Regions from separate parts of the Homo sapiens genome. Here regions 1 and 2 are each linked to region 3. A link is a contact called in ENCODE Hi-C or POLR2A ChIA-PET data. All regions are on one chromosome and are shown on one strand. The core of a region is the stretch at or near the end of the contact, and the rest is flanking DNA. Distances in the headings are between cores, read along the strand shown.

Region 1 (2,700 bases), core at 65-2,564, 360 kb before region 3:
GGGGCCATATGCTCGGAGTCAGGGCTGAGAAAGGGCCACAGGCAGGTGTATGGCTTCCTAAAACCAAAGAGGACCAGGAGAACAATCAAGAAAATGCAGAGGCAGGCCAGGCGCAGTGGCTCACGCCTGTAATCTCAGTACTTTGGGAGGCCGAGGTGGGCAGATCACCTGAGGTCAGGAGTTTGAGACCAGCCTGGCCAACATGGAGAAACCCATCTCTACTAAAAATACAAAATTAGCTGGGCGTGGTGGCACATGCCTGTAATCCCAGCTACTCGGGAGGCAGGAGAATAGCTTGAACCCAAGAAGCGGAGGTTGCAGTGAGCAAGGATCGTGCCATTGCGCTCCAGCCTGGGCAACAAGAGCGAAACTCTGCCTCAAAAAAATAAAAAAAAAATAGAAAATGCAGAGGCAAAATTCAAATCAGGAAATACCCTCTCCCTCTAAGAGCACCAGCATTAAAGGGACTGGCCCATCTCAAGCGTGCTGGGTAGGGAAGGAGCAGAGTGAAAGAAACCTCCTAGAAATCAGCAAATTTCTGGAGAAGAGGGGAAAGAAACAGCAGCACATTACAAAACATGACCAAACTTCATCTTCCGGCCTCTTTCTCCACCTGAGGACTGCAGATCTGCGGGTTGGAGAGCTGGAGGAGGAGAGCTAGAGAGCAGAGCTGAGAAGGAAGTTTTAATAACTTTCTCAGCCAGCCAGAAGCCTTCCCTACCATCTCCACCTCTCTTATCTGGATGGTGTTTTATGGAAAACAAGCCACCTTCCATCCCTCTGGCTCCTCTGTGAGAGCTTCAAACCCCGTTTCCAAGTCCAGCCCCTGCCTCTACCTGACATTGTGCTGGTGGGCTGGCAAGTCTTCTGCAGCTCCAATCTTAGAAGTCTCCTATCCTGCTATCTTAGAGCTGGAAGGCTCCTCAGGCTTCATCTGGTCCAGAATCATCTGCCCTGTTAGAAGAGAAAAGAGGAAAGTCATTCTATTTTTATTTTTATTTTTTTTTAGACAGAGTCTCGCTTGGTCACCTCAGGCTGGAGTGCAGTGGTGCAATCTCAGCTCACTGCAACCTCTGCCTCCTGGGTTCAAGAGATTCTTCTGCCTCGGCCTCCCGAGTAGCTGGGACTACAGGGTTGCACCACCACACCCGGCTGATTTTTGTCTTTTTAGTAGAGACGGGGTTTCACCATATTGGCCAGGCTGGTCTCGAACTCCTGACCTCGTGATCCCGCCGGCCTCGGCCTCCCAAAGTGCTGGGATTACAAGCATGAGCCACCGCGCCCGGCCAAGCCTTTACTTCCTTTTACTTCTAACCACAGAATTAAAGGCTCTCACTCTACGAAAGGAAGTAGGTGACAACGAGGAGATGTGGTTGAAAGATTTCAAGACAAGTTACATTCCGGTTTTTGAAATCATATTTACCTAAACCTGGCACTGAAGAAAAATTTACTTTTGCCATTTTTCACACAATGAGAATTCAGAAATGACAGTTGTTATCCTGGTCCATAACAGAACCTATTCTCCATGCTATCTGCCATGGAATTCTGGTGTTGGGAATTCTAGATAAATCGGGAAGAATTAGGTAAGTGAGAAGCAAAAAAGAGGAAAATCAAACCACCACTTCAAAGGAGCTGTGAGAAAATCCCAGTTCTCTTTAAAGACATACAAGTGTGGGGGCAAAAATAGCTCCTGTGGGCAGCTCAGCTGTGTCCCGGCCTCTGCTCCTGCCCCAGACACACACTGGCCAAGCCAAGTTTAGGATAAAGGCCACAGCAGAACATTCCTGACTGTTACAGAGGCTTTGGTACCCAAATGGGAGAGACGCTCCCTCCTGCTTCCAGACATGCCTGCTGAGAACCAGATGGCAGAACCTGCTTCCCCAACAGGCCAGCCATCCTGGTTGGTTGGTTCTGTGTGAAGAGAATGGAATTTTAATGTCTTCCTTCAGTGTAAAATATATGTGATATAGGGTTTCCCTCAGAACTATGAGCTGGATGATTACATATTTTTACATTAAAGAGACTGAGCTAGAAATTTTAAAAAGCATGTCATGTCATCATTCAATCCTTACAACACATTCATTCCTTACACAACAGAAAATAAGCCTAGGAGAGACTGATAGTTTCCAAATGGACTCCCAAAACTTTGCCCTGCCACACCATGTAACCCCACCCTGTGAAATGACGGACACATGGCCACCAGCTAGATGGCCCTGGGAATGGAACCCAGTGCTCTATTACGCCTCCTGCTGGCTTGGAGCCTGAGATGGCAAATGGCTGTGGCAGAACAACCACGTGTCAGCTTTGGGAGGGAGTGGGCTCAGCGCTCATCCTCTGCACCATGATTAAAAGTAAAGACATCTTGGCTGGGCGCGGTGGCTCACGCCTGTAATCCCAGCACTTTGGGAGGCTGAGGTGGGCGGATCACTTGAGGCCAGGAGTTTGAGACCAGCTTGGCCACCATGGTGAAACCCTGTCTCTACTAAAAATACAAAAAAATTAGCCAGGCATGGTGATGCATCCCTGTAATCGCAGCTACTTGAGAGGCTGAGGCACAAGAATTGCTTGAACCCGGGAGGCAGAGGTTGCAGTGAGCCAAGATCGCACCACTGCCCTCCAGCCTGGGTGACAGAGTGAGACTCTGTCTCAAAAAAAAAAAGTAAAGACATCTCCAGTCCAATCCTAGCTCTGCTACTCGTG
Region 2 (2,700 bases), core at 119-2,618, 440 kb before region 3:
AGAAACTTGGTACATCTGAGAAACACCAGTCAAGGCATTAGGTGTCAGAGATTAATTCCTTGAGGGCAGAAGCCTTTTTGTGGTAGGCAGCTAATATCCCAGTAGTGGTCTGGTAGTCAAGAACCCAAAGTTCTTGGTTTGATCTTGCCAATGGTGAACTTGGCTAAGTTGCTCTAAGCTTGGCACACTAGTTCTTCTCATTGTGTAGTAGTGGGTATAATGACTAATGACTCCAGTTCTGGCTCATAGGGTCAAATGAGATACGTATGAAAGTAGCTTTGTAAAGTATTATATAAATGTATAGTGGTGTTTTCCTTCTCAGTTCCTATGTCATACTTAGTACCAACGCATACACAAAATAAGTGATTACTTATAAATATTTATGACATTAATTTGAAAATTTTAGGTAAGGGATATACTGTGGTAAAGGCTGTACTCACCAAGGCTGCATACACTGAGAGGTGATTATAGTCACAATAGTGGTTAACATATATCCTGTCCTTAGATGTTATTTAGCCTCAGAGTGAACTGTGTGATACACACACAAACACACACAAGTATATATGAAGTTTACACTCTTTTGTTAGTCTCTTGTGTAGTGAATTTATTTTTGTACACCTGCTACCCTTCTCTTTTGTTTGTTTTTGTTTTTTGAGACAGTCTTGCTTTGTCACCCAGGCTGGATTGCAGTGATGCAACCTTGGCCCACTGCAGCCTTGACCCCCTAGGCTCAAGTGATCCTCCCGCCTTAGTCCCCCAAGTAGCTGGGACCACAGGCAAGTGCCACCATGCCCAGCTAATTTTTTTGTAGAGATGGGGTTTTGCCGTGTTGCCCAGGCTGTCTGAGATCAAGTGATCCACCAGCCTCAGCCTCCCAAAGTGCTAGGATTAGAGGCGTGAGCCACACTGCACCCGGCTCCCTGTACCCTTCTTAATACGAACTTAAAGTGTTCGTAATGAGCCAACCGTTGTAAGGTTTTTGGACTTCTTATAAAAAGCCAGATTCAAATACAGTTGTTTAGACAAAAATGTCTTAGTATGGAAATATGCATGAGCATATTTTCCTGCCAGATTTGTGGTTAGAAAAGAAGCAAATTTTCCTCCTAGAGTGGAAGGAAGAAAAAAACAATAAAGAAAAGAAGCAAGCTATTCAAGAAGAAGGTAGTATAGTGGTAGCTTTTTGTTGAGACCAGTCACCAGCCTGGAACTTTCTTTAGTAAGTAATTAGATTCATTGAATAAAATGTTCAACCGAGCTTGGTGCAATCTCATAGTTACAAAACACTCTTGCCAAAGAAAGTTGCAGTCTTAATATCCGTAATCGAATCATTTCCTGTTCGGGCTTGCAGGTGGGGAACAATCTGAAACTGCAGTCCTATAAGATTAGTTATAAAGAAAACGCCTTGGTGGGAGAAGCCTTGATGATAATATTGAATAGACAGCCTAACAAGTGTGGGGATGAAGAAGGTACACCAGGATCCTGGGACTAACCAGATTTAAAGGCGTAAGTCGGGATCTGCAAGCCCACTCCCTTGGGGTGATCTGAATAAAGCTACTCTAGGGCATTCAGGTATGTGCTGAACACACTCGGGCAGTGGGCCAGGCAGATGGCTCATTCCTGCACCGACCTTCGAAGGCCTGCCAGGTTGAAAAGCTACCACTGGGGAGGCATGGCTGTGCTCTAGCAAGAACAAGAACATGCATTTCATGTAGCATTTGGTCCTTCCCAGTTGAGGGAGATGCCTTAGGACTACGTTAATCTCTGAGTCCACTTAGGGCTTGGGATGTATTCTCACAGCCCTTGCTCCTCCTCCATCTTAGAGTTTATTTTTACCATCATTGCAACCTCCTCTAAGTGATTCTTCCAGACCCATAGTTAGCCTTTGAGATTCCGCAGTTCTCCTCCCTACTCTTCCCCACCATGTCTTCATTGAGACCCACATTTTTAGGTTTGACTAAACCTTCCATCTAGGAATAGGTAGGAGGCTAAGCAATTTAGGCCGCATTCATGTATCCTGTCATTTGCTTCACTGCATCTTCTTGGCTGTGGTAAAGGAAATTTAGGTGTGATACACTCCTTAGGCTTCCCTGCCCTGCCCCCCTTTCCTTTTGCCCTTTTGATTTTTTTTAATCTGATACTCAGGCTCTCCTCCCGCCTTCACACACCATTGGAGTCTCCTAAGCTATTTCTGTCAGTTTAATGATCCCCAGCTGTTGCCACAGTTCAGGCTGTTTTCATGCCCAGGAGAAGCATCGAAGAGGCAGAGGAAAAGGGGTCTTGTTTGTTGTCTGTCCCACAGTGTGTAAAACAAATCAAATTCATTTTTCTGAAACTACTAGTGAGATTCCTTAGGGATGGATGTTAATACTGGGATGATTTGAAAATCAGGAGGAGGAAAAGTACATGGTAGTATCAGGGACATTTTTAAAATAAGCATTCTGCTGATAGGTGTGGCACTCTGCATCACTCAGAATTATGCTAGAAAATTGAGGTATGTGGTATGGAGGAATTATTTGATCACTTTGCATTCTTTTAGATTTTTTTTTTTTTTTTGAGACGGAGTCTCACTATGTTGCCAGGCTGGAGTGCAGTGGCGCAATCTCCTCTCACTGCAACCTCCTACTCCCAGATGCAAGCGATTCTCCTGCCTCAGCCTCCTGAGTAGCTGGGATTTACAGGCACGTGCCACCATGCCCAGCT
Region 3 (2,700 bases), core at 128-2,627:
AAACACATGAGAAAGCACGAACTTAAAGTCCCAGGCTGGTAACCTGAATTCCAAAGAATTCAGAATAAGCTGGTCCTTAAGGCGCTTGACTAGAGGTGACCGTTACTGGACGTCTTTAACCACTACAGCGTGTCTCGCTGGATCGGATGTCCAGCCTCTACAGCCGAATAAACCGGTAGTCTGGAACTGAAGGGCACCGGACCACGGGAAGGTGTAAAAACACTCTCCGTGCCCCTCGTTTCCTTGTCCAGAGTCTGAGCCGCCTCCCCAAGTGGCCGCACACGCAGGGCCCTGGCGAGGGGTGTGGAACGCATTCACCTTGTCACGCAGGTCCTGCACACAGGCCGGGACGCTGCGCAGGGACCCGAGGATCCGAGGCCTGACGCCTCCCTCTGCCACCGCCAGCCAGGGGCGGACGCGCCTCCGCGGGCCGGGAAGGTGTCCCCGCGCCGAGGCCCCCCGGAGACGGGAAGCGAACTCGACGGCCGGGCCAGCCCACCCGGAAGCCCTCCCCCAGCTCACACCTGCTGGCGCGTGACGCCCGGAGCCGCGCGCGCGCCCGCCAGTGCCTGCCCGGCCGTTCGGGGCGCCCCGGCCCGCGCGCCGGACGTCGCCCCGAGTCCCTCCCCGCCCCTCGACTCAAATCTCGGCGGCGCCCGCTCCCGCGGAGCGCGCGCTCAGCGCCGCCGGCCGCACCAGCCCCGCGCGCGCTCACGCCCCCTCCCCGGCCCGCTCCCCGCCCCACGCGCGCTCCCTCGCGAGGACACGCACACGCCGCGCCTCCGCTCACCGCCCCGGGCCGCGCCGCGCGCCCCCGGGGGCGCCCTCGCCGACCCCCGGCCGCCCCGCTCCGTCCCGGCGGGGCGCGGGGGAGGGGAAGGACGGCGCGGCCGCCGCACCTCACTCACCGCCGAGCCGTGCCGGCTCCGAGTGCGCGGCGTTTCGCTGTGAGGCGAGGCGCGCAGTCTCCGCTTCTCCGCAGACTATGGAGGCGACGTCGTAGGGGGGACTGAGGGGCGCAGGGGTCACTCCCTCCCGTTTCGCCTTGCAGCAGCACGGGGACCCCAAAAACTAAAAACAAAATAAACAAACTTTCCCCTCCGCATCCCTCCCCCAAAACCACAACACAAACACTCGGGGGCCCGCCCAGAGCCCCACTCCATTGGCCGCAGGGAGGATGCTTCCGGCTCTCACTGGCTGGCTTTTGTGCCCGTCAAGCTGTCGTTCCGCCCCTCCAATTCCTCGTTGCTGCCTTCGCCCCTCATTGGTTAAGTGCTTCCCGTTTAACGAGCTAGGATTGGCTGAGCTGCCTGAGCCAATCATGTGGGGACACACCCCCTCAGCATCCCAGAGGCCGCTTCCTCGGTCGAGGACCCAGAGAGACTCAGGGGAAATTAGAGCATGATGGCGGCCGAGGTCGCTTGGCGCAACCATCGTCTTTTTTCTTTATTTTTAGCTCATTAGTGCCTTGCCTCGGCGCTGTTTCCCTAAGCTCCTCTCTCCAACCAGTACTGCCCTATAACGGAATCCATACGTGCCGGCTCCTTGATTTATCCCCTCCGAAGTGCTGAGTGTGGGCTGGTTGTGCGTCATTGGACTGTCAGGATGTCACTCCCCAGTCAAATCTTCAAGCTATTGGTGGAACAGCAAGAAAGCCCGTCCATCAACAAGGGCTAATACCATTGGTTTGACTCCACTGTGTTATTTCCTGGCACCTTATTGGGCAAATAGGTGCGTCAGATCCGGATTCGCTCTGCTACGGTTAATTGTTTACTGGGGATTTGGGGTCAACTCTGGTTGTTTGGCCAGTAGTTGACGATAATAGTGACTCCCTTGCCTATTTTGTGCCAAGTATTGGGCTGCTTTCTTCACAAACATTATCTGGTTAAACCTGGGAGTAATGCAGTATCCAGTTTTTATAGATGGGAAATTAAGGCTGGCGAGAGCTTAGAAAACTTGCCCAAGGTCATCCAGATACAGAGTCGTTGGTGGGCCTGGCATCTGGTCCTGGGTCAAACTGCAGAGACTTCACTCTTTTTATTATGCTTTAGTGCCTCCACCTTAGACGATGTACTTGTCAGCCAACCTAGCATCTTAAAAACGTTTCATTTGGAACTCAAAGTCTTCAGTCAGTTTCTAGAAGTGACTTTGTTGGGGACTTACTATGGAAAGGTTGTCATTGCCTCCACCACATCTTCCTCCCCAGGACCCATTCCTCTCCCCTTTAAGGTAGACATTTCTGCCTCCTTTTATGCGAAGCCTAGGCACCACTCGCAACCCCTGACCAACCATCTACAACTCATTCTTTGGAGAGAGTCCTCAAGAGCTGGAAAACTAGGAGAAATCAAGTCTAAAGAGAGAGACAGAATAAATCGTCTTAGAAATGAATAATTTATTGCATGCAAAGAGAACAGCCCTTCAGCTCCTGGAAATCTTCCAGGATAGTTGATGCTGAGCAAGACGTGTGCTCCTGGCTGGTGGCCACTGGGTTCTTTCCCTATAGCAGCATTCATCGAAGTGAATCCAACATTTCAGCCAGAGGAGGGCAGGACGCTTAGGACCCATTGCCAGTGAGCTTTTGCGACCGAAATGATCTCCAGGAGCACAACGCTGGACTCTAGCCCACATTCCATCTTGGGTAATTAACATTTTACCGTCCCAAATCCCCATCCCCTGTAGCTTCAGTGGGATCACCGCCCT

The links. A loop is a pair of places that touch in the nucleus more often than their neighbours do. ChIA-PET counts read pairs that join two places held with the same protein, here RNA polymerase II (POLR2A). Pooled maps may share reads with other maps.
Region 1: a loop to region 3 is called in a pooled map, with 5 times the contacts of the local background. The contact joins the enhancer-like site here to the promoter of TNRC6B-DT in region 3. A Hi-C loop is called at or near these places in 8 of 50 pooled maps. POLR2A ChIA-PET finds 5 or more read pairs at or near these places in 8 of 52 experiments (B cell, CD4-positive, alpha-beta T cell, CD8-positive, alpha-beta memory T cell and 5 more).
Region 2: a loop to region 3 is called in a pooled map, with 2.3 times the contacts of the local background. The contact joins the enhancer-like site here to the promoter of TNRC6B-DT in region 3. A Hi-C loop is called at or near these places in 4 of 37 single-sample maps with no recorded cell type and 6 of 50 pooled maps. POLR2A ChIA-PET finds 5 or more read pairs at or near these places in 2 of 52 experiments (GM12878 and activated naive CD4-positive, alpha-beta T cell).

The regions. Positions count from the first base shown.
Region 1 is chr22:40,398,950-40,401,649 of GRCh38, reverse strand. It overlaps SGSM3 (small G protein signaling modulator 3), which reads right to left. Exons shown (of 22, transcript NM_015705.6): 2 at 837-954; 3 at 1-57. The coding sequence starts at 843. Among named protein-coding and RNA genes, the nearest start is that of SGSM3, 30 kb to the right of the region's middle. RefSeq lists an enhancer at 2,636-2,700. Within about 2 kb of position 1,314, at least 8 of the 41 ENCODE cell types and tissues checked have a DNase peak (open chromatin) inside an H3K27ac peak, as active enhancers do; they include B cell, CD4-positive, alpha-beta T cell and OCI-LY7, where a contact is called at or near this core.
Region 2 is chr22:40,484,924-40,487,623 of GRCh38, reverse strand. All of the region lies in intron 3 of MRTFA (myocardin related transcription factor A), which reads left to right. Among named protein-coding and RNA genes, the nearest start is that of MRTFA-AS1, 36 kb to the left of the region's middle. Within about 2 kb of position 1,368, at least 11 of the 41 ENCODE cell types and tissues checked have a DNase peak (open chromatin) inside an H3K27ac peak, as active enhancers do.
Region 3 is chr22:40,043,207-40,045,906 of GRCh38, reverse strand. It overlaps TNRC6B-DT (TNRC6B divergent transcript), which reads left to right and starts at 1,377. Exons shown (of 1, transcript NR_163486.1): 1 at 1,377-2,700. It overlaps FAM83F (family with sequence similarity 83 member F), which reads right to left. Exons shown (of 5, transcript NM_138435.4): 5 at 2,373-2,700. It also overlaps a transcript of TNRC6B not described here. RefSeq lists silencers at 324-393, 404-623 and enhancers at 924-1,043, 1,354-1,653, 1,735-2,382.